2 separate regions of the Mus musculus genome follow, and region 1 is linked to region 2. A link is a contact called in ENCODE Hi-C or POLR2A ChIA-PET data. All regions are on one chromosome and are shown on one strand. The core of a region is the stretch at or near the end of the contact, and the rest is flanking DNA. Distances in the headings are between cores, read along the strand shown. Region 1 holds the start of Stxbp2 (syntaxin binding protein 2). Region 2 holds the start of Rps23rg1 (ribosomal protein S23, retrogene 1).

Region 1 (5,486 bases), core at 2,873-5,372, 63 kb before region 2:
CAGTGCTGGGGACGTGGAGACAGGAGATCCTCAGGCCTGGATGGAAAACCTGGGCCAGGGAAGAACCTTCTCTCACAAAGACAGCTAAGCGGTTAAAGGCTCGAACTGCTCTTCGAAGGGACCTGAGCTCAGCTTCCAGCACCCACATCCAGAGGCTCACAGGCACCTGTAACTCTAGCTCCAGAGGGTTTGATGCCCTCTTCTGAACCACACTACATGAGGACCCTCACATGCACACATACAAACTTTTCAATCTTTAAAAACATAAAGGTGGCCGGGCGTGGTGTCGCACGCCTTTAATCCCAGCAGTCGGGAGGCAGAGGCAGGCGGATTTCTGAGTTCGAGGCCAGCCTGGTCTACAAAGTGAGCTCCAGGACAGCCAGGGCTATACAGAGAAACCCTGTCTCGAAACAAAACAAAACAAAAAAAAAAAAAAACCATAAAGGTGATGGTAACTGAGGAAGACACCTGAGGTTGACCTCTGACCTCCACACATACATACATGCACACACATGAACATGTGCATACGCACAGGGGGATAAATGGACACAGAGTGAGAGTGAAGATAAAAGGTAGCACTAAGGTAGGGGTGGGGATTGGTCCCCACTTGCGGTATCGGATGGATGGGTATTCCTGAAGAGTGGCACACAGTGTGGCTATCTGCTGGGCCAGTGCATCGAGCTGCCGCCCCCGCTCCCCTGCTCGGAATGGACAGTAAAGGTTGTAGGTGCTATGTGGGGCATCCAGAGAGAACACCTAGGAAGGACAGAAGTGTCACCATCACCAACTTCCCACTGCTGTCCTGGCATTTCCTGGGGGTCTTCGATATCCTCTGGGACCTGTTTTGCCAGCTTTGAAGCAGGCTAGGGTAGGACCCAGCTGATGCTGAGAGGGAACAGAGAGAGCTCCTTGCTCCTTTCCACTTTGGAGAATTGACAATTCTGCCCCATACTCCATGCTGCCTGCTAGGAATGTGCACAAGGCTAGGGCCCCAGGAAAGGGCCTGTGAACTGTTCAGTCCCTGTCGGTGCTCTGTGCGTTCCAGCGGGAGCTTGGACACTCAGTCAAGGACAGCCCGCCCCTTCCCCACCACAGGCTGGGCTGTACCTGGGCCTCATAGGGGAGGAAGGCAAGGTGGATCTCTTTCAATGTCTTCACCGCCTTCGCCAGGCGAGAGCGGCCCAGTTCACTGAACAAGGGCTCAGGGCATGCTGGGTTGGCAGGGAGAGACCGTCAGACCAATGTCCTGTCATCAAACTCCCCACCTCAGCACAGCAACCTACACCCTGGTTCGCCTCACTCACTGTCAGTGAAGAAGATATGGGCTGCTTTGTAGGTGAAGGTTGGTGTTCCCTGGAAGTCCGCAATCAGGGCCTGAACCGACTGGGGAGGAGAGATTACTGTTGGAGTCAGACTCTGCACCCCAGGTCTATCTTCTGCAAGGGATCCCCAGCTGATGGTCATTTCCCCACTATGTGCGACTGTCAACCTACACACATACGTCGACACATGCACACATTCTGTACACTCATGCTTATGCATACACATGCCTGAATTCTGATATATGCACACACATACACCCACACATTCTGACATGCACATACACATGTATGCATAAATACCTATGTCCTGATTGACATGTGCACACATGCATACATGCTACCTGACATGCATCTGTACAATTCTGATATATACACATATACACTGGCATTTGCATACACATACACGGGTATGGTGACAAGTGTGCATGTATGCATTGTGTGAGCACACATATATTATATTATGCACATTCAGATACTACTGACAGTATACCATTCAAGCACACACAACTCCACGCACGCAGAGGCTCACTATTATAGGTACCTTCTCCGTGGGACTCAGCAAATAAATTGCCTCCAAGCTGGGAATGGGTTCTCTCCGTTTGTTGATGTCTTCCACGACTAAAAGCAACAGAGGAAGACATACAAATGTTTGACATGGAGGAGACAGGGGAGTCTCAGGTGTGGGGAACTGGACCCATGGTGGTGGTGTTTTAAAGGCTGGTACTATTCCCTTAGGGTCTTAAATAGAAATATACACCTAAGGTTCCCCACTTAAAGAGCTACAGTCAAGGTTCGGCACATCTGGAGTACCACAGCCATACTTTTGGTGTCTATACACTCTTGAGAACCCAGAGTCCACCCGAGCTTCTTACAGAGACACCTTACAGGGACTGCACAGTCATTGTTTTATTTGCATGAGACAGGGGCTCATTAGCCCTGGCTGGCTTTGAACTCATAAGCTGATTAACTTTAAACTTGTGATACTCCACCTCCACCTCCTGAGGGCTGAGATTACAGGCATTTGCCACTATGACTATTTTACATGGAGCTAGAGACTGAACTCGGGGATTTGTTCATGTTAGGCAATCACTCTGTCAAAGGCGCTATATGTTATATTCTCTGCTCAGGAGGTTGAGTTGGTTACAGTCAGTGAGGCTGACCCTTTAGGGATTGTAATCAGGAAATCCTACATGGAAGGAATCCTATAAACCTCCTCCAGGCTATGTAGGGAGAACTTCAGACTGAACCAGTCTGAAGGGATCTCACACTCAAGGGATACATCCAGACACCCCACATTCAAGGGTCCACCTCAGATTCATCCACTCACTGGTGATGCCCTCCGCCAGGATATCTGACATTTTACAACAGGATGACAAGATTCGCATGCTCGGGTGATCCATGATGAGGACCTGACCAGATGAATGGGTATAGACACAAGGAGAGGTGAGCCGTACAAAAATGTCTGTAGCTGGTCCCAGGAGAATCAGAGGCAGTGGGGCATCCATCTACCCAAACCCACCCCTATGGATTAACAGCTTATTCAAGGAATTCTGGAGGCAACTCTCATAGCCTGGGGCACTGCATAGATCTGGGTAAAAGGCTGCCCCTGGGTCTCCAGGCATTCTGCCTCAGCCCCTACCTTCCACTCGCCATCCTTCTTAACGCTCCGGATGACGCCGCTTAAAATTTCTACAGGGAAGAAAGAAGGGAAGAGGGCTTGGGACACTTGTCCTCTAAGCTGGACCCCCAACCTGGATCCTGAGTTGAAGCTCCTGGCATTACCCCCAATTTACAGTTGGTCAAATTCAAGTGCTCTGAGGTCAGATAACTTAGCTAAGTACCCTCGTGTCTACTCGGTACAAAGCTCAGAGGTCAGGTACATCTTAGAGAATTGAGTGAATGAGATTGAGGGCCTCCTGGTGTACCTTAGACTAGAATGCCTGGCATTCTGAAGGTTCCTATCAACCTCTAAGCCTGCTTCCCACTAACCCTTGTCTTATGTAGGGAGGTTTCTTTTTAACACCAAGGTACTGGGCCTTTCCACAAAAACCTGTTCTGTCCAGAAGAAGGAGTAGGGGAAAGGGGAAAGAAAGGTGGCCTTGCCCAGAGCCTGGCCAGTGCACCAGAGTGTCGAGTCCACTGTTATCAGGGCGGAAGAAGTGCCTGAGGCCGGAACTACTGGAGGTGGGGGAGGGGCATCCTCAAGCCCTCTTGTCCCCACCAAGAACTTTAGCTTGCAAGGAGAAGTCAAACCTTCTAAGGAGCTCCCAGGCATGATGAGAATGAGGTGTCCCCTTCATCGCCCCCATGGGGTATGTGCACACCTGGGTGCTCATACAATACGTGGGGTCGTTGACCAGGTCACTGTAGGACCCCTGAGTCCAGCCCCTGAACTTTCAGGGTTCAGAAACTCGTCAGCCTGTAGCGGAGGCAGCCCAAAGGTCTAGACGTGTCCTAGAGGTGCCTCCCTCTCCTCCCTTGTCTGAGTCCTCCCCATCCCAACTTTGTTCTGCCAGCTGCAACTGAGGGGCAGGCAGTCCAGCTGGGCCCAAGACCCCGCCCGTCCCCTCAGGAGTCAGGTGCTCTCCCCACCGTCAAGATCCCGGGATCTCGGAATCCGTGCACCTCACCTCTCCCGAGGTCCCCAGATCCCCCAAGGGACAGCCAAGAAAACACCAGAGCCCCGCCGCGGGGTGACACTCACTTTCCCCTACCACCGCCTTCAGCCCCAAGGGCGCCATCTTCCCCTGAGGAATAGCGCTGCTTCCGGGTCGGTCCCAAGGTGGGGGCGTGGCTCTACGCGTCATCCACGTGGGCCCCACCCCGTGGGTTCGGTCCACGCCCTCTGCGCACCTGGTCCGCCTCCCGGTCCATCTGTTCTCTCTCTCTCTACGTCTAGGAAGCTGGGTCCCAGCAGCACCACTTGGCTCCACTTCAGGGGAAGGCACAATGACAGGGACTCGAACGGACGATCGCCAGTTTGTGCGTGCGCCCTCGGGAGTCTTAAATATTCCCTTGCTCACACACACTGGGATCAATTTGCTTAGCGCGATGACAGCGCGGTAAAAATACTCATCTCGCTCCGAGTACAAATACCACCCTGTCCAGAAATTCTTCCGTCTGTGATATAGTGTGCCCACTCAAAGGACAGCGGGACTTTCTAAATCTGGAACTGCACAACTGCTTTCCGGGATCCAAAGACTAGTAGTACAAGCTTGGGCAACGCTCGGTAGACTTCCGAGGGAGTACATGGGAGACTCCGCTAGGTGCCTTTTCTATGCAGTTTGCTCTCAGTCTTAACATTCTGTAAGAGCCCCGTGGTGAAGGAGAAACATAGACTCGAAGACTATGACCACATATCTGTGCCTGTTCATGAAGGAATGCTCCTCAGTCGTTTTCATTAGCATGTATTTATAGCACACGGTAATGGGTTTTACTATGACATTTCATACATGCATATAATGTATGTTGATCACATTCACCCTCATTCCCCTCTTATGCCCATTTTGATTGATCCCTTTCCCCTTCCCAACTAGTACCCCTTCTATTTGCATGTCTTGCTGTTTGTGTGTGTGTGTGTGTGTCCCAATGGGTTTTAACAGGGGTTGCTTACAGGAGCATAAACAACTTACCAACGGCTACATCACTGAAGAAAGGCTCTCTCTCTCTCCTTTGCAAATAATAATTTACACATATAATCTATACATTTAATAATTATACATATAATCTCCTGTTGTACATAATAAATTCCAATAGTTCGGAAAAGAACGAGAGTTTCTAGCCTGTAACAATCATATCATCCACCCCCAACTTCCTTCGCCCGCCCCACCCCGATACCTCCAAATGCATAGCCTCACCCCACACACTTCACATCCTCTCTTATTTTGTTTTGAGGCACATTGAGCTCAGTTGGCGCTCATACCCAACTGATATGTTGGCCTGATCTTGCACAGGTAACACCAAGAGTACAGGAAGTTCATGAATATAACGTCCATGTAATGTACTTTTGCCTAGCCTCCTCCTTTTACATTCGTACCACCCCCCTTCTTCCGTGACGGTTCATGAGCTTTGAAGGAATTCCTAGTCCTTAAAAGTGTATGTGTATGTGTGTGTGTATGTGTGTGTGTGTGTGTGTGAGGGAGAGAGAGAGAGAGAGAGAGAGAG
Region 2 (5,091 bases), core at 2,411-4,910:
GTTTGACTTAGACTGCCACATCACTGTTCATTATCAAAGGAAGTCAGTACAGGAACTCAAAGGGGACATGAACTTGGAGGCAGGAGCTGATGCAGAGGCCATAGAAGGGTGCTGCTTACCGGCTTGCTCCTGGTGGCTTGCTCAGTCTGCTTTTTTATAGAATCCAGGGCCACCAGCCTAGGGATGGTCCCACTCAATAGTGAGTGCATCCTTTCCCATGGATCACCAATTAAAAATCTGTTGTACAGGTACGCCTACAGCCTGATCTTATAAAGACTTTTTCTCAGGTGAGGATCCCTCTTCTTCCATGACTCTAGTTTGTGTTAAGTTAACATAAAACCAGCCAGCATAAATCCCTAGCACCCACATAAAAGCTAGACTCAGTCACGGGCATCTGTAATCTGAACATTATAAGCTAGGGAGCTCACTGGTCAGCAAGTCTAGCCAAAATGGTAAGCTCCAAGTTCAGCCAAGAGCCCACCCTCAAAGAATAAGGTAGAACTGGGCTGGCCAGATGGCACAGCAGGTAGAAATGCTTGTGAGCAAGCCTGTACACTCGAGTTCCGTTCCCAGATCCCACAGCAGGGAGAACGAACTTTTGAAAGTTGTTCTTTGACTTCTACAAGTGCACCATGACAAGTGTGTGCCACAATCATACACCCATATCACATACATATGCACACGGTAATAACAGATAAAATTACACTTTAAAATAAAATGGAGGGGGCTGGAGAGATGGCTCAGCAGTTAAGAGCACTGACTGCTCTTCCAGAGATCCTGAGTTCAATTCCCAGCAAACACATCGTGGCTCACAACCATCTTTAAAGGGATCCAATGCCCTCTTCTGGTGTGTCTGAAGACAGCTAGAGTGTAACTTACATAAAATAAATAAATAATTTTTAAAATTTAAAAAAAAAAAAACAAACGGAGGGACTGGAGAGAAAACCAGCGTTGTGCAGAGGATACAAGTTCAGTTTCTAGCATGCAGGTCAGGTGGCTCACAACCCTCTGTAACTACAGCTCTAGAGGATCCAGATACCTTCTAGCCTCCTTGGGTACCGCACACAAGTGCACATACCCACACAGAGACACACAACTACATTTTTTTAAAAAAATCTTAAAAACTTAAATACTTATTTAAATAAGATAATACAAATGAAATAAGGTTTAAAAAACTTTAAAACTTAAAATAAAAATTTTAAAATAATGTGGAAAGGGTCTCTTTATATAGCCCTGGCTGTGCTAGAACACTCTCTTTAGACCAGGCTGACCCTGAATTCATAGGGATCCTCCTGCCTCTGTCTCCCCAATGCTGGCATCAAAGGCAAATGCACCATGGGATAGCATCATCTACATTCAGGCTGGATACTCACACTTTGGTTAACTCAGTCTAAAAACTCCCTTTCAGATGTGCCCAGAGATTTTTTTTTTTCCTTTTAGGTGATTTTAGACCCTGTAGAGATGACAATATTAACCATAATATTCCCCTAAGTTGTTTCTATCCAGTATGTGGAGGGGCACAAGTGTGATACAGAGTACACGTGGGCATTGAACACAGGCTGCAGACTTCGTTTGATAGATATGGCTTCTATAAACACATGTGTTTGAATGCCTGGCCCATAAGGAGTGACACTGTTAGGAGGTGTGGCCTTATTGTAGGAAATGTGTCACTGGGTCGGTAGGCTTTGTGGAGTCACTCAAGCTGTGCTCAGTGTGACACAGTCTTTTCCTTGTTGCCTGCAGAACAAGATGTAGAACTCTCAGCTCCTGCTCCAGCACCGCGTCTGCCTGCACACTGCCATGTTTCCTGCCATGATGATAATGGACTGAACCTCTGAACCTGTAAGCTGGCCCCATTAAATGTTTTCCTTCTAAGAGTTGCCTTGGTCATGGTGTCTGTTCACAGCAATGGCACCCTAAGACACATGGCATGTACCATGTGTGCCCACCCTCTCATAAAATAAATAAATAAGTATAGTTAAAAATTCTTTAAAAGGCCTGGAGAGATGATGTAGTGGTTAAACACTCACCGTCTGCTCTTCAGGGAATACATGATTGGTTCCCAGCACACACATTAGGGAGTTCACAACTACCTGTATCTCTAGTTCCAGGGAATTCAATGCCCTCTTTTGGTCTGCCCAGGCAATGTGTGTGTGTGTGTGTGTGTGTGTGTGTGTGTGTGTGTGTAGTGCTCATGCAGACAATGAGGTCTACGAACATACACATAAAATAAATAATTAAATAAAAACTAAAAAAAAAAAACAGTAACAACAAGGGGAATGGCTCCTGAAGAACTATACCCAAGATAGATCTCTATACTACACACACACACACACACACACACACACACCTACACACATGCACACACACACCTACACATATGCACAGACACACCACACATACACACAGACATACCTACACACACAGACACACATGCACACACACACATACACACAGACACACATGCACAGACACACATACACACATACACACATGCACAGACACACACACAAACAAACCTACACACACACATACACATATGCACACACACACATACACACATGCACAGACACACACACAAACAAACCTACACAGACACAGACACACAAACACACATGTACACACACAGACACACATGCCCACATACACACCTACACATATGCACAGACACACATACAGACACACCTACACACACACTCTCACACACACACATCTACACACATGCACATACACACACCTACACACATACACACCTACACACATGCACGCACACACACACACACACACACACACACAGGTTCTTCAAATATAACACCCCGTTGCACTCAGGTAAATAAAGCTGATCATACAAAATCAATACTTACAAACATGAACAAACACGAAGCAGAAACAGTATGTGATCCTCCCAGTCTATCTGCCTCTCTGAGTGCTCACACCTGCGGAGAGTGTCACCCCACTCCAACACAACCACTCAGGACCCACCACTTGTTTGAGCCATAGAAAAAAGCCACAAGAACAGAGGATTGGAAAAAATTTGCATACTGAAGTAAGATATTAAAAGTGTGGAAAGCAACGGAGGCTGCAGGGGGCTTTAAAAAAATCCTCCACCCCACCCCAACGACTGCTTGCTCTGAGGTAGATTGCAGGGATCCGTATGGTGGGAGGGGAGAACCGATTTCTGCAAGTTCTCCTCTGAACTCTACACGCACATATAGACACACACAAAGTAAATAAACAAATATATACTAAAATAATATATATACAAAGCTGCGTTCTTTAACTTCTTCCTTCCTTCCTTCCTTCCTTCCTTCCTTCCTTCCTTCTTTCCTTTCCCCCCTCCCTCTCTTCTCTCTTCCTTTCTTTCTTTCTTTTTCTTTCTGAGGCAGGGTCTCATTTTGTAGACCTGGCTGTCCTGAAACTTGCTGGCCTATATAAACCAGGCTGGCCTTGAATACACAGAGTTCTACGCGCCTCTGCCTTCAAAGTCCTAGTAATACAGTCTAGGGTTCTTTATCCGGTTCGTTTTCTCTGCCAATTCACTAACTAAAAGGCAGGACAAACCTCAAGCACGACAGGTGGCAGTGGAGAAATCTCCAGTCTGCTGACAGCAGCAGAGAGAATCGGCAGTTGAGGACAGGCATTTATCTGGGGTGAGAGAAAGACTCTCTGCAAAGCAGAGAGGTTGACAATGAAGGCTGGGGGTTTAAAGTCTGAGTTTTCTTCCCTACTTTACGGTTGGTCAGTTTGAAGAAAGACAGAGTAGCTGATTGGCTCAGAACTGTTGTGTGACCGTCCTGAGCAGACCTCGGACACCTGACCCAGACCAGCAGCAGAGTCCTGCTGGCAGGAGACAAAAGCATGTAAGGCATTTGTTTTAAGCCTCCAGGCTTTTGTCTCAGCTCAGCAGGGCGAGGAAGAAGCTACCATCCTCGGAGCTTGCTATCTTTGTTACCTAGCTCTGGCCGATCTCCCTCTTGGTCTGCTTATCTGGGAGTCAGTCTAATGGATAATCTTTCACTAGGATTAAAAGTTGTGCAAATCACATGGCGCCCCACCTCCCCTTTTAAGTCAAAGAAAGAGTTACTTATTTATTTTGTTTTTTCAAGACAGGGTTTCTATGTGTAACAACCCTGGCTGTCCTGGAACTGGCTTTAAAGACCAGACTGGCCTCAAACTCACAGAGATCCACCTGCTTCCACCTCACGAATGATGGGATTAAAGAGTGTGCTACCATGCCCAGCAAGTTTTTATCTTGCACGTTTTTAATGTGTGAGAGCAGGTGTGTAGTCTCTCTGTGTGTAGGTCAGAGGATAATTTGTGGAGTCCATTCTACCTTTATGAGGTTTCTAGGGACCTGAACTCAGGTTGGCAAGTGCTTTACCCACTGAGCCATACCCCCAGTCCTATTTGGGGGGTTGGGGGACATGTAAGCCAGGCTGGCCTCAAACACACTAAAAGTGGCCTTCAGCTTCTGCTTTCCACCGCGTGAGTGCTCTGGTTACAGCCATGTCACCAGGTTTGGTTTGCTGTTTGATTGAGGTGGGGCAATGTGCTTGGGTTGGAACCCAGAGCCTCGAACATCCTGAATTTGTTCTGTGCTTCCAGTAGCCCTCCCAGCTGTCCTGTCTAATAATTTCCAACTGTGCCATGAAACAGGACCTTCCACCCACTGCCAGGGGTGTTAAACTTTTCCGCCTTTTACCAGAGCAACTTAGCCAAGTGTATCAAGCACTACAATGAAGCCAGTCAGCTATGAGCCTCTGTTGTCAAGTCTAGTGTTTGTTTTTCCTAAGAACAGGAACAGGGGAAATGGAAGAATGTTCTTACTCGTTTATTGCAATAACACATTGGAGATAATAGGAAGAAATGATTGAGGGCTTAGGGCTGTGGTTAAGTTGGTAGAGCACTTGGCCTGCAAAAAGCCTTGGGTTCCATCCCAAGTATTGACTAAAGCAGGCATGGTGCTATGATCCCAGGAGGAAGAAGCTAGAGATTCACAAGTCCAAGATCATCCTGGGCCAAATGAGACTCAAAGAGAGGTCACTCACTGCACAAGCCTGATATCTGAGTTGAATCCTCACAGCATAGTGA

Evidence for each region. Hi-C counts contacts between places; a loop is a spot of excess contacts on that map. ChIA-PET counts read pairs that join two places held with the same protein, here RNA polymerase II (POLR2A).
Region 1: a map of CH12.LX shows a loop between it and region 2 (1.9-fold over the local background). The contact joins the promoter of Stxbp2 here to the promoter of Rps23rg1 in region 2. A Hi-C loop is called at or near these places in 3 of 37 maps with a recorded cell type or tissue (CH12.LX, Patski and heart). POLR2A ChIA-PET finds 5 or more read pairs at or near these places in 3 of 5 experiments (Patski and embryonic stem cell).

The regions. Positions count from the first base shown.
Region 1 is chr8:3,629,745-3,635,230 of GRCm38, reverse strand. It overlaps Stxbp2 (syntaxin binding protein 2), which reads right to left and starts at 4,122. Exons shown (of 19, transcript NM_011503.5): 1 at 4,027-4,122; 2 at 2,962-3,011; 3 at 2,650-2,731; 4 at 1,864-1,940; 5 at 1,305-1,383; 6 at 1,108-1,211; 7 at 608-756. The coding sequence starts at 4,063.
Region 2 is chr8:3,566,567-3,571,657 of GRCm38, reverse strand. Rps23rg1 (ribosomal protein S23, retrogene 1) reads right to left here and starts at 3,660. Exons shown (of 6, transcript NM_001024728.2): 1 at 3,562-3,660.